Regions from separate parts of the Homo sapiens genome. Here region 1 is linked to region 2. Evidence: chromatin contacts called from ENCODE Hi-C or POLR2A ChIA-PET data. All regions are on one chromosome and are shown on one strand. The core of a region is the stretch at or near the end of the contact, and the rest is flanking DNA. Distances in the headings are between cores, read along the strand shown. Region 1 holds the start of TIGAR (TP53 induced glycolysis regulatory phosphatase). Region 2 holds the start of LINC02827 (long intergenic non-protein coding RNA 2827).

Region 1 (7,617 bases), core at 1,732-4,231, 1.0 Mb before region 2:
GCTGTGCCATAAGCTCATGAGAAGTTATAGTCTGACAATGATGATAGACTTGAATTCTGGAATCTTGGGCAGTCTGTTCCAGAAATGATACACACTGGTACTTTCATTTCAAAGTATGAAGAAAGATAAACCACATACAGGAACAGCACAAGATTCCTAACAGGTTCTGTTGAACTTAAATTGCTTTAAAGATTTTTTTGCATTATCTGAAGAGGTAAGTCCAATAAAATTATCTAACTCTTCAAAAAGTCATTACATTTAACTATGGTGATAATGAGTCAAATTTAAAAATCACTTCTTTTCCTGAAAGAATCACCAGGTTTTGGTTTTGAGAACTCTGAAGGCAAGAAGCAGGAGGATCCAGACCGGAAAGCATTGAACCAGCCCTCTCACTCCATCTTCCTACACATAAAACAGAACAAAATAAACTATTGTCATAACTCCACACAATTATATTAAGAGACTAAAAAGTAGCCTCAAAAATGGCTGGTGATGTTCAAGTAATCTACAAATACCGGGTTTTAACAAATTAAGTAGGAAACAAAAGACGGTGAGTGGTAAAGTTGCTTTGGTTAAACTCCTACTTCCTCAACTTGCCATGTGACTTTAAGCAAGTTACAAGGCGTCTCTGTCTCAGCTGCCTCATGTGAAAAATGAGGATATCAGTCCTTAACTCACTAAACTGTCAGATTTTAATTACAACAGTGCCTGGCAAATAATCATTTATTAAGACTTATTTTTTAAATGATTCCTATGAGGGCCTCCGGAATCAAACCCTTTTTAAGCAGCAGAAAGGGAATAAAATCCATATTTATATGACTATTGTCTATTAGGAATCTAAATAGGAATCATCTTACTTTTTAGGGGTTGCCTTACCCCAAATATTCTACAACTTCTGAGTTTTCTTTTTTTTCTTTTTGAGACAGGGTCCCACTGTGTCGCTTAGGCTGGGGTGCAGTGGCCCAATCACAGCTCACTACAGCCCTCACTTCCCAGGCTCACATGATCCAAGTGATCTTCCTGCCTCAGCCTCCCTATTAGCTAGGTTCACAGGCATGCACCACCACAGCCAGCTTTTTTTTTTTTTTTTTGTAGAGAGGAGGTTTCACCATGTTGCCCAGGCTGGTCTTGAACTCCTGTGCTCAAGGGATCCACCCACTTCCGCCCCCCAACGTGCTAGGATTACAGGGGTGAACCACCTTGATGGTCTGAGTTTCAATTATAAATATGACACTGGGCTGGCTGGGTCAGGCGTCTAGAAAGTGCACTAACATTGGAAGAAAGGGTGATCAGGCCTCTAGTTCCTGTTCTGCTACCGATTAGCTGTGTGACCTTTAGTAAGTTAAGAATTCTCCCAAGGCATTCTATACAACCGAGAGGGGTGGGAGAAGAGATAGTGAGGAACTAGATTTCTAAGGTAGCCATTAAAATCCTGCTAATCCTAAACAGACAATTTTAGAGGATTCTTAAGATTATCTTTCTTATAAAGGAAGGACAGGCCAGAAAAGATAGCTGTTAAAGTCAATTGACAAAGTTAAATCATATTAATGTCCTTTGTGAGCTCCATGAATGCAGAAATGGTATGTTATTTATCTGTATGATCCAGTCTACTGGCACACATTACCTACTCAAAATGCTGGTGTGCTGAACTATACGTTCGTATTTGGGAATCAACTGCACTTTTATTGGAGCTTTCTTTATAGAAGTTATTTCTCAGATATATTTCTTTCCCTGTTGCATCATACACTTTACCTGTCCCCCATTTAATTCTCGCATTAAAGTAGTGAGATACGCACTATCATTTGCATATCAGGAAACTTAAGTCCAGGCTACCTGGCTCTTAGCTGGAGAACAGACTCCAACCGAGGTCTACCTTGCCTGAAAAATCTGTGCTCTTAGCAGGGCGCGGTGGCTCATGCCTGTAATCCCAACACTTTGCGAGGCCGAGGTAGTCGGATCACTTAAGGTCAGGAGTTCCAGACCTGCCTGACCAACATGGCGAAACCCTGTCTCTACTAAAAATACAAAAATTAGCCGGGCGTGGTGGCGCATGCCTGTAATCCCAGCTACTCGGGAGGCTGAAGCAGGAGAATCGCTTGAACCCCGGAGGCGGGAGGTTGCAGTGAGCAGAGATAGCGCCACTGCACTCCAGCCTGGGTGACAGAGCGAGGCTCCATCTCACAAAAAAAAAAAAATAAAAATAAAAATCTGTGCTCTTAACTACCCTGATTTTCACCTCCCGTTAACACTTGGCAAATACATAAAGACCTATCAGCATGCAGCTCCGTGTAACGTTATGATAATAAAAACATTTATTTGGGATGATACGGTCTGCTGAGATCAGAGCTGTGATCCTCTTTTCTCTCCCAGAACTGTAACCTCTGGGGAAAAGAAAGAAGTCTCATATATGTGCCTGGGGGGCTGACTGCCTGGGGAAACGAGGGGGAACCTCAGAAACTGAGAGGATAGCGGAAGGCAGCCGGCATCAAAAACATCAGCCATGGACGAGCAATTCTGCAAACTCTTTGCAATCTGCTGGGGAGCAAAATCGGTACCCAGACAAGTCTGTGGACATGTCTGGCACCGTTTTTGGTGCAGCCACCAAGTGCCTACGAACCCCGATCCCTTGCTCCTCCGGGCCTCACTTTATCTGAAACACGGAACGAAGCTATCTAAGACCTGCCGTCGTCCCTCGGGGCTGCTGGGGTGAGAGGAGGGGCGACACGGGACGGCCCCAGGGCAAGCGCCCCGGAAAAAGCGCTTCCAAGCCAGCCCTCCCGGGCTGGAGCGAGCAGGGAGGGGAGAGGGTGGTGGACCCGTTTTCCCTTCACCCGCTCCAACACACTCAAGGAAGAGAGAGAGAAAGACATCCTGCCACAGCCATACTCACTGCCGGACAACAGTCAGAGCGAAGCGAGCCATGTTCCCGGAGCCGCGTCCCGTCGGTGGCCCCGCGCCGCGCTGCCCCTGCACTGCGGGCTACCTCCCCCACACCACTTCCGCCAAGCAGCCGGCCGGCTCCGCCGCCATAGGCCGAGGCGGCCTCGCACGTCATCCCCGAAGGCCACTCAGGGCCGGGCGAGGCCGACGGGGCGGGGGAGACGAGGGAGCCACGGGGGCCCCGCCCAGGGCTGCGGCGCTTGCGCCCCTGCGCGCCGGCCTGTGATTGGCGCGCGGCAGGTGCGGGAGGCCCCGCCCGCGGAGTCCGCGGTAGGATTCCTTCCCTCGATAGCCGGCAGCCTGCGTTCGGGGCAGATAAGGAAGCCGGCGCACTGATTTGTGGTTGTTGCGATTGAGGCTGGAATGCAACCGTTCGTCTTATAGCTGGCCACTGTGATGAACCCCTCACGGGTGTACAGCGACCAACAGACTGTGTTCTATGAGGTCTGTTAGTCCCTAACCTTAGGGACGTAGCGTCGGCCAGGTCTGTAGACTTAGACCCACCCACCCCAACTCCGCCGGGACAGACGCCCTCCGTGACCAAACTTTAGTCGGGCTCCTTTGAGGCCTTTTCTATACTAGACGGCATCCTCGGCCTGCTGAGCCTGGTTTTACCAAAGAATCCTGCTAAGCCTGTTTATCAAGAGAGACCTCACTGTTGATGCTCTCTTCTAAGGCCCTTGATATCTAGTAAAGTTCCTCCTCCCCCTCCCCCAGATAGCTTACCACGTTCTGGTAATTTCCCATCTTCTCTTTCATCCCTTCCATCCCGCCCCCTGGCTATAAATCTCCACTGGTCCCGGTTGTATTCTAGAGTCGAATTCAGTCTCTCTCACCTATTGCAGTAGTCTTGAGTAAAGTCTTGCCGTTTTTAACAAGCCTCAGATGAATAATTTCTCTTTAATAGCCTTCAGAACGTTGAGGGAGTTGCTTCATGTTAGATATGAGTTCTAAATTTCTTTTCAAAGAATCAATATGTCAGTATGTTCAATTCTTTGCTTTTTACTTTTAAACTTAACTTCCTCCTAAAGCAACCTTCTCTTTTTTATTTATTTATTTATTTTTTTGAGATGGAGTCTGGCTCTGTCACCCAGGCTGGAGTGCAGTGGTGTGATCTCGGCTCACTGCAAGCTCCGCCTCCCGGGTTCACGCCATTCTGGCTCAGCCTCCCGAGTAGCTGGGACTACAGGCGCCTGCCACCACGCCCGGCTAATTTTTTGTATTTTTAGTAGAGACAGGGTTTCACCGTGTTAGCCAGGATGGTCTCGATCTCCTGACCTCGTGATCCGCCCGCCTCGACCTCCCAAAGTGGTGGGATTACAGGCGTGAGCCACCGCGCCCGGCCACAACCTTTTTCGATTACCTGCTGCACTCTGACTCCTTCCCATTACCTACTCCACCCTGACTCCTTCCCATTACCTACTCCACCCTGACTCCTTCCCATTACCTACGCCACCCTGACTCAGATTACCTGCTCTGTCATAACTGTTTTTCCCGCCAAACCACTCACCCCCATCACTCTCTTTAGATTAGCCAATCGGAATTAGTTTAGCCTGTGCGGTGGGGCACTACACAGCAGCAGGGGCCACGTGCGTCAGGGATAAGAACCCCTTCCCCTCCCTTGTCCAAGTGTGCGCTCACCATTGCTCCATCTGTAAGGACGCACCCTTCTATAGAAGTACCTTGCCTTGCTGAGAATTAAAAAGAAAATTTTATATTCGAGTGCTATTTCTTTTGTGGCACTGAAAGTTTATTTATAACATGAGCTTCTCTAACCCTGGGTTTTGTGACAGGTAAACTGGGATAGCAGTACCTAGCAATGTGACACAAGTAACAATAATGTTAGCTAGGTGACATTGTCTTCCATGCACTGTTACCTAAATTCTTGTATTTCATAATGCATTTATTTCCTTGAATCCCCACTTATATATGAAAAGATGTGTTTAGAGAAGAGATGAATGAGATACTTAGATTCATAGGCACACATTTCAAAACAGTCTTACATGTAATATCACATTTGGCCTTCTGAACAATTCTAAGGTAGACAGGATAGGCTACATTATCTTCACTTTAGAGATGAGAAATATGGCCGGGCATGGTGGCTCACGCCTGTAATCCCAGCACTTTGGGAGGCCAAGGCAGGTCAGGAGAATCTGCAGGTCAGGAGATAGAGACCATTTTGGCTAACACGGTGAAACCCCATCTCTACTAAAAATACAAAAAATTAGCCGGGCATGGTGGCACGTGCCTGTAGTCGCAGCTACTAGGGAGGCTGAGGCAGGAGAATCGTTTGAACCCGGGAGGCAGAGGTTGCAGTGAGCCGAGATTCCAACACTGCACTCCAGCCTGGGTGACAGAGCAAGACCCCATCTCAAAAAAAAAAAAAAAGAAATATGGCCGAGAGAGAGACAGCGATTTGTCTAGGCTCACACAACTGGTCAGCGGTGACACAGAACTAGTTTAGAGGTCCTCAAACCTATCTTTACATTAGAATCGTCTGGAGACCTTTGCCAGGCTACACCCCAGAAAAATCAAATCTGAACTTCTGGGGGAAAGACTCAGGCAGCAGTATCTGTATGCTTTTAATCCCCAGCTGTTTCCAACATACAAGTGGCTGTTCTGAGAGCTAGCAGTTTAAAGCAATGCTTCACAAACTCGAACGTGCACACAAAGCAGTTGGGCATAGTGTTAAAATGTAGATTCTGGAGTTAGTAGATTGGAGTGGGGACCAAATTCAGCATCTCTAACAGCTTGCAGGTCAACAGGAGGCATTTTCAGGATGAGAGTGGAGGGATAATTCAGAGGGCCCTAACAGTGGGGCCCAGATATCGTGTGTGTGTGTGTGTGTGTGTGTGTGTGTGTGTGTGTGTGTGTGTGTGTGTGTCCGTGTCCGTGTTCTGAATGCCCAAATGAATGAATCATCCCAGCAGATTCTCCTGGAAGTTTGAGCTGAAAAAATGAAATTAAGTAGTTATCTGTGAGGGGTGAAGCAGAAAGAAAGCACAGAAAGAAATCATAGGATAGAGTTAGGGCTATGAAGGGGCATGGTGATTGAAGCTGTGAAGAAACAGAAGCCATAAATAATACAAGTGAGAGAACAGAGGAGAGGGTACGAAGAAGCAAAGTCAATGGAAGAAGCAAAGAGACACACAGAGAGACACAGACACAAGTGAGTAATGCAAGGAGTACCCAGTCACTGGTCGCTCAAACTGCCATAGTCCCAGATACCTTGAAAGTTCCGGTTTGTATAGTAAAACCTCTTTCACTTTAAGGTGGTCCAAGTGCATTTCTAACGCCTAAATAAAAACAGCTTCCCATTTTGTCTTATTTAATACACACAGTAACTCTGCAAGGTAGGAGTTATTTCCATTTCACAGATGAAGAATTAAGGCACATACAGGTTAACTAATTTCCCATTTCTTGGGCCAGGCACAGTGGCTCACGCCTGTAATCCCAGCACTTTGGGAGGCCGAGGCGGGCGGATCACTTGAGCTCAGGAGTTGGAGACCAGCCTGGCCAACATGGTGAAACCCCTCCTCCACTAAAACACAAAAAGTAGCCGGGCGTGGTGGTAGGTGCCTGTAATCCCAGCTATTCGGGAGGCTGAGGCAGGGGAATTGCTTGAACCCGGGAGGCAGAGGTTGCAGAGCCAAGATCATGCCACTGCACTCCAGCCTGGGCGACAGAGTGAGACTTCATCTCCAAAAACAAACAAACAAACAAAAACTAATTTCCCATCTCTCAAGATCTCAGAACTGAGTTTGAGACCAGATAAGTATACTCCAGGTTTCAAAACTATAAATCATGAGGGTAACTACTGGCTCTATTTCATTACTTCCTTGGTTCCTAAGAAAATGTTTGGAACACAGTGGAGATTCCATTAAAATCTGTCAAATGAATGAAGAATACCTGTTATGATCAGTTTGTCTAATGAAGCATACATATTTAAAAAAGCTGACATATTGGAGAGGATTATTGTTTTAGGAGAAATTTAGAAAGTTGCAAGGCATCCACCAATGTTATTTCTTTTAATTATCTAAGGAATAAATTAAAAAACAATTCTTCATAAATTTTAAGAATCAGGGGCCAGGCGCGGTGGCTCATGCCTGTAATCCCAGCACTTTGGGAGGCTAAGGCAGGCAGATCACTAGGTCAAGAGATCAAGACCATCCTGGCCAATATGGGCAAACCCCGTCTCTACCAAAAATACAAAAATTAGCTGGGAGTGGTGGTGTGCACCTGTAGTCCCAGCTACTCAGGAGGCTGAGGCAGAAGAATCGCTTGAACCCGGGAGGCAGAGGTTGCAGTGAGCCGAGATCGTGCCACTGCACTTCAGCCTGGCGACAGAGCGAGACCACGGCTACAAAACAAAAAAACAAAAAAAAAAACAGCAACGAAAAACTAATCAGGGGCAAAAACCAGGTTGAAAAATGAGGTGTCTTCAAAATAGTGGACATTGTCCTGCATTATTCACTCAGTGGTTCAGGGATTGCCCTTCCACTTATAAAATGAACAGGGAGTTCACTTAAACTGTATTTCAGATAGAAGCTAGAAACACCCATATATGTATGTATGTGTATATATGTGTGTGTGTGTGTGTGTGTGTATCCATATATATTCAGAGAGAAGCCAGAAATACCCCTATATATATATTTCCAGGTTCTATCTGAATTAGTT
Region 2 (6,969 bases), core at 2,545-5,044:
AGGACACCCAGCATAATCTCCTTAAAGGACCTGGGTGACTGCAGGTAGCAGATAGGTGTCCTGCGGGCAGTGCTGGCCCCCAGAGACCAGCTCTCTGCTCAAACAGGGAAGGCAGAAATCGCAGGGAGAGCAAAGAGGGGTTGGGTATTTGAATCCTGTGTCGTCGGCCCTGGAACCCCACACAGGCTTCTCACCTCCAGCCTCTGCCTCCCCCTGCAGTTCAAGTGCTACGGATGCAATAGCTCAGCGACTGGCAGCGCAGCACGTACCTGCTGTCGTGGGAGGTGAGAGCCACCAGTGCCCGACAGCGGCTGCAAGGCAGTGGTGGCGCTCTGCAGCCAGCCGGCCCACCCCTCCAACATCTGCAAGGGGGTGGTAAGTGCCCCAGCGCAAGCTGGGGACAAGGAAAGGGCCCCAGCCTGGCCTCCAGGAGCCCCCAAAGGGCTGGGGTCAGGCAGATGGGTGTGGGAATAGCAGAGCACACATGATTCTTGGCCATGAGCCCACAGTGCCAGGCCCCTCAGACGCTCTACAAAGCCCTGGGACAAGCAGCTCCTGCTGAGAGAGTCCAGGGCACCATGGCATGCTCCTGGGGCCACCCACGAAACCTGTGAGCCACTCAAGGCCAGGTCCAGCCCATGAGTCCTCTGGTCCACCCTCTGCCTCTGCCATATGCACCGGGACGGCCAGCCCTTCCTCCCCACCTGTGCCTGCTTCTGAGCCAAAGCCATGACACCTGCCCTTCCCTTGCAGGGAGGCTGCCTCACCAAGCTACCTGCTACTCATGGGGGCGATGGGCATCAGGGTGGCCTGCCTGGAGGTGAGTTGCAGTTGGGAGATTAGGAGGAAGGTATGTTGCAGTTGGGAGATTAGGAGGAAATACTCACTCGGGATATTAAACTAGGCTCTGAACCCGTCTCCAGCGGCAGATATCTCCAGTAACTGGGCTGGCATGTCCGTGCCCTGCGCTGCTCTCTTCTCTCAGCTTCCCTTTGCAACCAAGGCTGATTCCCACAGTCAGTCTCTCCCCCAGAGAACATGAAGGAAGATGCCTGAGGGACAACATTAACTTGTCAGGAACAGGGGCCTGGGAGGAGTGTGGATGTGGGCTCAGGTACGGGCATGCACCTTGAGTGTGTGCATGTGGGGGTCAGTGTGCAAGCCTGCCGTGGTGTGTGTGGGTCCGTGGGGGTCCCCATGTTCCCGGGTCTATGTGGGTGGGGTGGTATGCACTGTGTGTGTTTAGGGTGCTTGTGCATGTGTGAGTGTGTACATATCTGCATTCATTCCTGTGTGTGTCTGCGTCTGTGTCTGTGTGTGTGTGTCTGTGTCTGTGGGTGTGTGTGTGTGTGTGTGTGGGTGTGTGTGTGTGTGTGTACCATCAGCCCTCCATATCCACAGGTTCTGTATCCTTGGATTCAACCAACCATGGAATAAAAGTACTAACAAAAAGGATGGTTATGTCTGCACTGAACATCCTTGTCATTACCCCCTAAACAATACAGCGTGACAACGATTTACATAGCATGTGGATTGTATTAGGAATTACAAGTAATCTAGAGATGATTTAAAGAATGTGGGAGGATGTGCAGACGTCACATGCAAATACTGCACCATTTTATATCAGGGACTTGAGCATCAGTGGATTTTGGAATCCAGAACAACTGTATATAAGTGCGCGTGTGCGTGTGTGTGCGTGCGCGTGCGTGTGCGTGTGCTTGTGCACACACATTCCCCTGTGTACATCCAGCTCTCTCCCTGAGGATAAGCAATGCCCTTGGCTCCCATTTCTCCCTTCCACCCAGTCCCCCTGCTGCCACCCAGGAAGTCAAGGTCACTCTCTCAGGCTGCTGTAGTCAAGGGTCCAAGGGAGGGGAGCCAGGAAGGAATCCTCAGAGGTGAGAGCCCCCGCAAGTGTAGGCTGTCCTTCTAGAAGGGGCCCAGCAGTCCTGCTGTCCTACCCAGCCCTTCCCCGTCCAGTGCTATGAGCACCGTCTAGGGAAGAGGAAGAGTAGTGCTTAGGCCTCAGAAGACCTGAGTCCAGTCCTGGCTTTGCTCCTGTGTGACCTCGAGCTACTTAACTTCCCTATCCCTCAACCCTTCATCTGCAAAATGTGAATAATTTCTTCAACCTCCTAAGGTCTAAATAAGAATAAGGTGATGCCTGTGACCCACTTACAGCACATGGCACAAATGAAAGCCTCCGTAAGCCTTTATCCAGCTGTCCGCAGACTTCAGAGGATTTCCGATACTTCCTCTCACTGGGTCCATACAACAACCTGAGACCCAGGCCAGACAACGAGTAGCGTTCTCACTTTACAGATCAGAAAGTTGAGACCCAGAGAGGCAACTTGCCCAGGGTCTCACCCCCTGAAATGGCGCCCCGATCTCCTGATATTGGCCCTTCGCTTTCGCAAACTCCCTACCCCGACTCAGAGGTCTGTGGGAAAGAGAAGCAAGGGATGGTGGCCTTGGCTGGCTTGGAGAGACTCCCAGCATAGGGTCCTTTCAGATGATGGTGCCAGCTACCCACATGGTCTGTGGGCCTGGAGGGTCCAGCTACAGCCTAACATGCTGGGAGGAGGGTCTCTAGCCTTTGGAGGGACACTCACCTTGGTTCTGCCACCTGCAAGTTGTGTGACCTAGGGCCATTTATTTCATCTCTGAGCCTCAGTCACTGATTTGTGAAATGGGGCTGACCGGACCTCATCTGGTAGCTGGTGATGGGAATTAGCAACACCCATGGAAGTGTCTGGCTCACTGCTGAGCAGATAGCAGGTGCTCAACATGTGACACCATCATTTGTATTCTCTCTGCAAGGGCACACTGTCTCTCAAAAAAAAAAAAAAAAAAAAAAAAGCCCCAGTTTCTCCCTGGCCAGACCAGCCTGCTCCCCTTCATCCTCACTCACCTGCAGGGCCAGGGAGCCCAGGTGGCGTTAGCATTGCCGCTCTTTTGCACCTCCCCAGGGCAGGTCTTCTGTCCCATGTGCTGAACCCCAGAGGAGTCACCACTGGGAACTGGGGCAGGGCTGCTCTGTGCCACTGCACCAGGCTCAGCTGAGGTTTCCAGAAATCTGTGACTCCCCGTGCAGAGGGGGCCTGCTCTGTATGGACTCCGACCAAGCCTGGCCCACTCTGTCTATTTCTTCCTGACCTCTCCAGCCCCGAGAGCACATAGAAGCTGCCAGATGAGGGCAGTGAGGCCGAGGGCCGGCAGTAGGGCTGCAGATGCCCTGAGCCCTAAGGTCAAGGTGGATGGAACTGCTGTGTAAGTCTGATGCCGAGGAGACCAGGTCGTTGGGCTTTCAGGTGAGTGGACGCTTTCTCCCCACTCACAACCCCCACCATGCAGTCTCTGCTCCTCCATGGTCACTGTGGAATGGCTCCTGATGGCGCTCAACCCCTTGCCCTGTTTTCTCCCCTGCGGTCCACTGAGCCAGCCCTGCGGCCGCCAAGTCTCAGGTTAGAGCTCCCTCTCGCGGCCGATGCTGGGCACTACATTGCCCAAGACCCAGGTGGGCCGAAGTCTTGAGAAAGGGCTCGCAGTCATCGTCGCCAGCAGGCAGACACCAGGCACCTACCTCCCCGACATACCCAGCCTGGTACCTCGAAGACCAGTAGCCTTGAGCTACACTTGGGATTCCCAATACAGTTTCAAAACCGTCTAGCTCATCTTTCAGGAACCTTCCAGGGTTCACATTCTGATTTTTCAGTAAGGTTCTCACCTCTGTGACCAATTACCTTGAGACTGATGTCCTGCACCATCCTGGAGTGTTGGGATCTGCAGGTCGTGAAAAGGGAAACCAAGCAATCACTTTGGAATGACTTCCTGGAACTTCCCTGGCCCCTCCTTCGTGTTCTCTGATGACAGCCAGGAGCTGACTCAGAAACCTCATAAGAAGCTGAAGGCATGACGACTTCCCTGTTAAAAAAAAAATGTCCCACGTGTGGCCGAGTGCCACACCCAGGCAGCTGCCGAAAAAAAGCACCAGACACCATGCAGCTGGGCCCCAGGGCCCGGCCCAACCCGGTTGGCCTTCTCCGGCACCTGCAGGGAACTTGTCCTGTCTTGTCTCTGCTCGCCCCCTGCTGGCTGCCTGGAGCCATTCCGTGCTGGTTTCTTCGCGTCTTCTGTCAGGAGAGAGATGCTGATGCTTACTCAGGGATCCGGCGGGTCAGTATCCTGTGCCCTCTGCACGATTCAGGGTGGGGGTGTGCGCGTGTGTGTGTGCATGTGGACCCACATTGATGAGTCTGGCCCATACACCTCCACCCTTATTGGACCTCTCCTGGGAGCACCCTGGGAACACACATCTCATGCAGAAGTGTGTCTCTTGAGAGCCTAGCTCCTCCTGTCCTCCCCCAGCATCAGATGTACACTGTACGAGACGTGAATTTTGCTTACAGCACAAATCTGTGCTGGCCTAACAGCTCCCTTCTGGCCTCCCCCTTAGCATGGATCAGAAAGATCCAGAAAGTGCACAGGAAAATCATCAACCCATGAGGTGGGGACAGGGGAAGAGGGCATGCCGCATAACACCTACGTGGGTGGAGGGGCTGTGACAGCCACTTGCTTAAGCTGGTGGGACATGAAATAACCTCCTAAGCCACATTTCAGCTGTGACCCTGAGGCCCCGAGGTGGATTAACAGAGCCCTCAGCACCGAGTCTCCAAGCTGAAGGCAGTGGTCACACTCCCTGCTGCCCTCCAGGTTTGGAGGGATGGAGAGGAGAGAGGAGGGGAAGAAGCTACCTTCTTCACTAGCCTTGCTGAGAGACAAGTGGGTACGGCCCACAGGCACCTCCACCAGCCTGCCCTCTACATCCAGATTCGCAAGGTCAGGGCGGCAGCAGCAGCTGGAAACATTGGGGAAAGTCGGGGTGTTGTTTCTATACTTAGGGGAATCTACTGTCACCCCAGGTGGCACGGGACATTCACGGGGCTGCTCTAGCCCAGTGCCCCTCTCCTGCAGACAGAGTCGAGACCTGACAACAGGTCATCATCATTATCAGGATCATGATGACATTATCCCAGTGCATCCTTGAGTGGGAGGGAGGAGAGGAAGAAGAAGGTGGCGGGGGGCAGGGGGTGTCCATGAAGAGCAAGGTGGGAGAATAAAGGTCCTCTGTGTTTTAGAAATGGGAAGTGAGACGGGGCGGACAGCGACCTTCCCAAGCCTGCGCGTGCTTTGGGTAGGATGCTCCAGCCCCTTCCTGTTCGGCCCCTGGTTGCCGACAGAGGGGCTGGCAGGCGGGACTCCTGCGGCTGGGCTTGGCGCTGCCTTCTGTGCTCACTGTCAGAGCTGATGACAGCTCTAGGGGCTCCTCCCAGAGTCTCCGTTTCCCCCATGGCTCTTGCACATGGCAGAGCATCCATAACGGACCTGAGTTTTGTTCCGGAGTCTGAGGGCAGCAAAATACAGGCCGTTTCCCAGAGAAGAAGGCGGCTTCAGACAGCTCTGATGAGGGAGCAGAAATACTCACTCGGGATCTCATTAAACTAGGCCATTTCTGGAGAAGCCCTAGGACCACAGACCCACAGCATCGACGGGGAGCTTGTTAGGAACGAAGACCCTTAGGCCCCCACCCAGGCCTGCAAACTTGTAATAAGGGGGTCCCCGGGTGGTTTATGTCCATTAAAGTGTGTGACACCCTGCTCTTGGACAGTAGTTCTTGGAGTGCGGCTCCCCCACTTTCACGGGCATCACCTGGGAGCTTGTTAGAAGTGTGGAACCGCAGGCCCCACCCCAACCTAAGCGGGAAGCTGCCCTTTCTCCAGGCCCCAGGGGACTCACATGTGCACTGGGCATGAGCAGCACTGCTCCAGAGCCCTGATGGCTGACAGCCTCAGGGAGTTCTGATCTCTCTTTGCTCCTTTGCCCTCTCCACCTGCAGGATGGGTCTCATCTGCTGCTTGCACCGAGGCTCCAGCGACATTTTTACTCATGGTCAACTGCGTCCCCTGCCAACTGCCCTTCGAAGGACAGGCGCCACATCCACCTGCCAGGCCTGCAGCATTAGCACCAGCTCCACTAGGGCCACAGATGCCCCCTCCTCTGTGTCCAGCCCCTGCAAATGCACCAAGTGCCTTAGACCATGGCTCCCCACCTAGGCGGGGACCCTCAGCCCCCTCCCCTCCATTTCTGAGCCCTCACAGCCAGAGCCTTGGCAGGAGAAGGACCCTCACCAGGCACGGGGGTGCCGGGGACCACAGGAGGGTGATATTTGGGCCCTCTGCTCCCTCCCAGCTCCCAAACCTGGGACAAGGCTGAAAACCCGGGTCCCCTGGGATGCCTGCATTCTGGGCAGGATCCCCACCAGTGCTCAGAAGCCCTCGCTTTGCTGTCCCCTCTGGGAAATGCATGGGGTGGGACAGGTAGGAGTGGCTCTTCCCCTAGATGACCTAGCTAGCCCTTCAACCTGCCTACTCCCCACACTGCCTCACCTGGAAAGCCGTGTCCTGCTGGCCTCACTCCTTCCTGCAGGGCCTGGAGGTGGGGAGGCCAGAGGCAGGGCAGTCACAGGCTGGGTGGAGCTGCCAGGGCAGGGATGTGGGGTATGCTGGCCACACTAGCACATGCTGCACCAGGAGCAGAGCCCTGCACCCTGCCTAGTGGCTTTCCCAAGAGAAACCCCTCTGGGAGACCCTGGCTCCAAGCCCCGGCCTCTATAGTAATATGCCCCTCGGGGATCTCCTGGTCTGGGGCCTGATTCTCAGGAATGCCAGTGGGTTTTTTGTTTTTGTTTTTGAGGCAGGGTCTTGCTCTGTCATCCAGGCTGGAGGGTAGTGGCGTGACCAGGGCTCACTGCAGCCTTGACCTCCCAGGCTCAAGCGATCCTCCCAGCTCAGCCTGCTGACCAGCTGGGATGATAGGCAGGCACCACCACACCTGGCTAATTTTTTAAACTTTTTGTAGAGATGGGGTCTCCCTATGTTGCCCAGGCTGGCCTCAAATTCCTGGGCTCAA

The links. Hi-C counts contacts between places; a loop is a spot of excess contacts on that map. ChIA-PET counts read pairs that join two places held with the same protein, here RNA polymerase II (POLR2A). Pooled maps may share reads with other maps.
Region 1: a loop to region 2 is called in a map of CD14-positive monocyte, with 5 times the contacts of the local background. The contact joins the promoter of TIGAR here to the promoter of LINC02827 in region 2. A Hi-C loop is called at or near these places in 1 of 168 maps with a recorded cell type or tissue (CD14-positive monocyte) and 5 of 50 pooled maps. POLR2A ChIA-PET finds 5 or more read pairs at or near these places in 2 of 52 experiments (activated CD4-positive, alpha-beta T cell and endothelial cell of umbilical vein).

Annotation. Positions count from the first base shown.
Region 1 is chr12:4,316,577-4,324,193 of GRCh38, reverse strand. TIGAR (TP53 induced glycolysis regulatory phosphatase) reads right to left here and starts at 2,981. Exons shown (of 6, transcript NM_020375.3): 1 at 2,891-2,981. The coding sequence starts at 2,922. RefSeq lists a silencer at 2,891-3,270 and an enhancer at 2,736-3,389.
Region 2 is chr12:3,297,188-3,304,156 of GRCh38, reverse strand. LINC02827 (long intergenic non-protein coding RNA 2827) reads right to left here and starts at 3,794. Exons shown (of 5, transcript NR_187483.1): 1 at 3,744-3,794; 2 at 888-1,052. It overlaps LOC100128253 (a long non-coding RNA gene), which reads left to right. Exons shown (of 12, transcript NR_148995.1): 6 at 220-375; 7 at 754-820; 8 at 3,165-3,311; 9 at 3,443-3,575; 10 at 3,716-4,176; 11 at 4,621-4,839; 12 at 5,506-5,643. RefSeq lists a silencer at 3,100-3,394 and an enhancer at 3,995-4,214.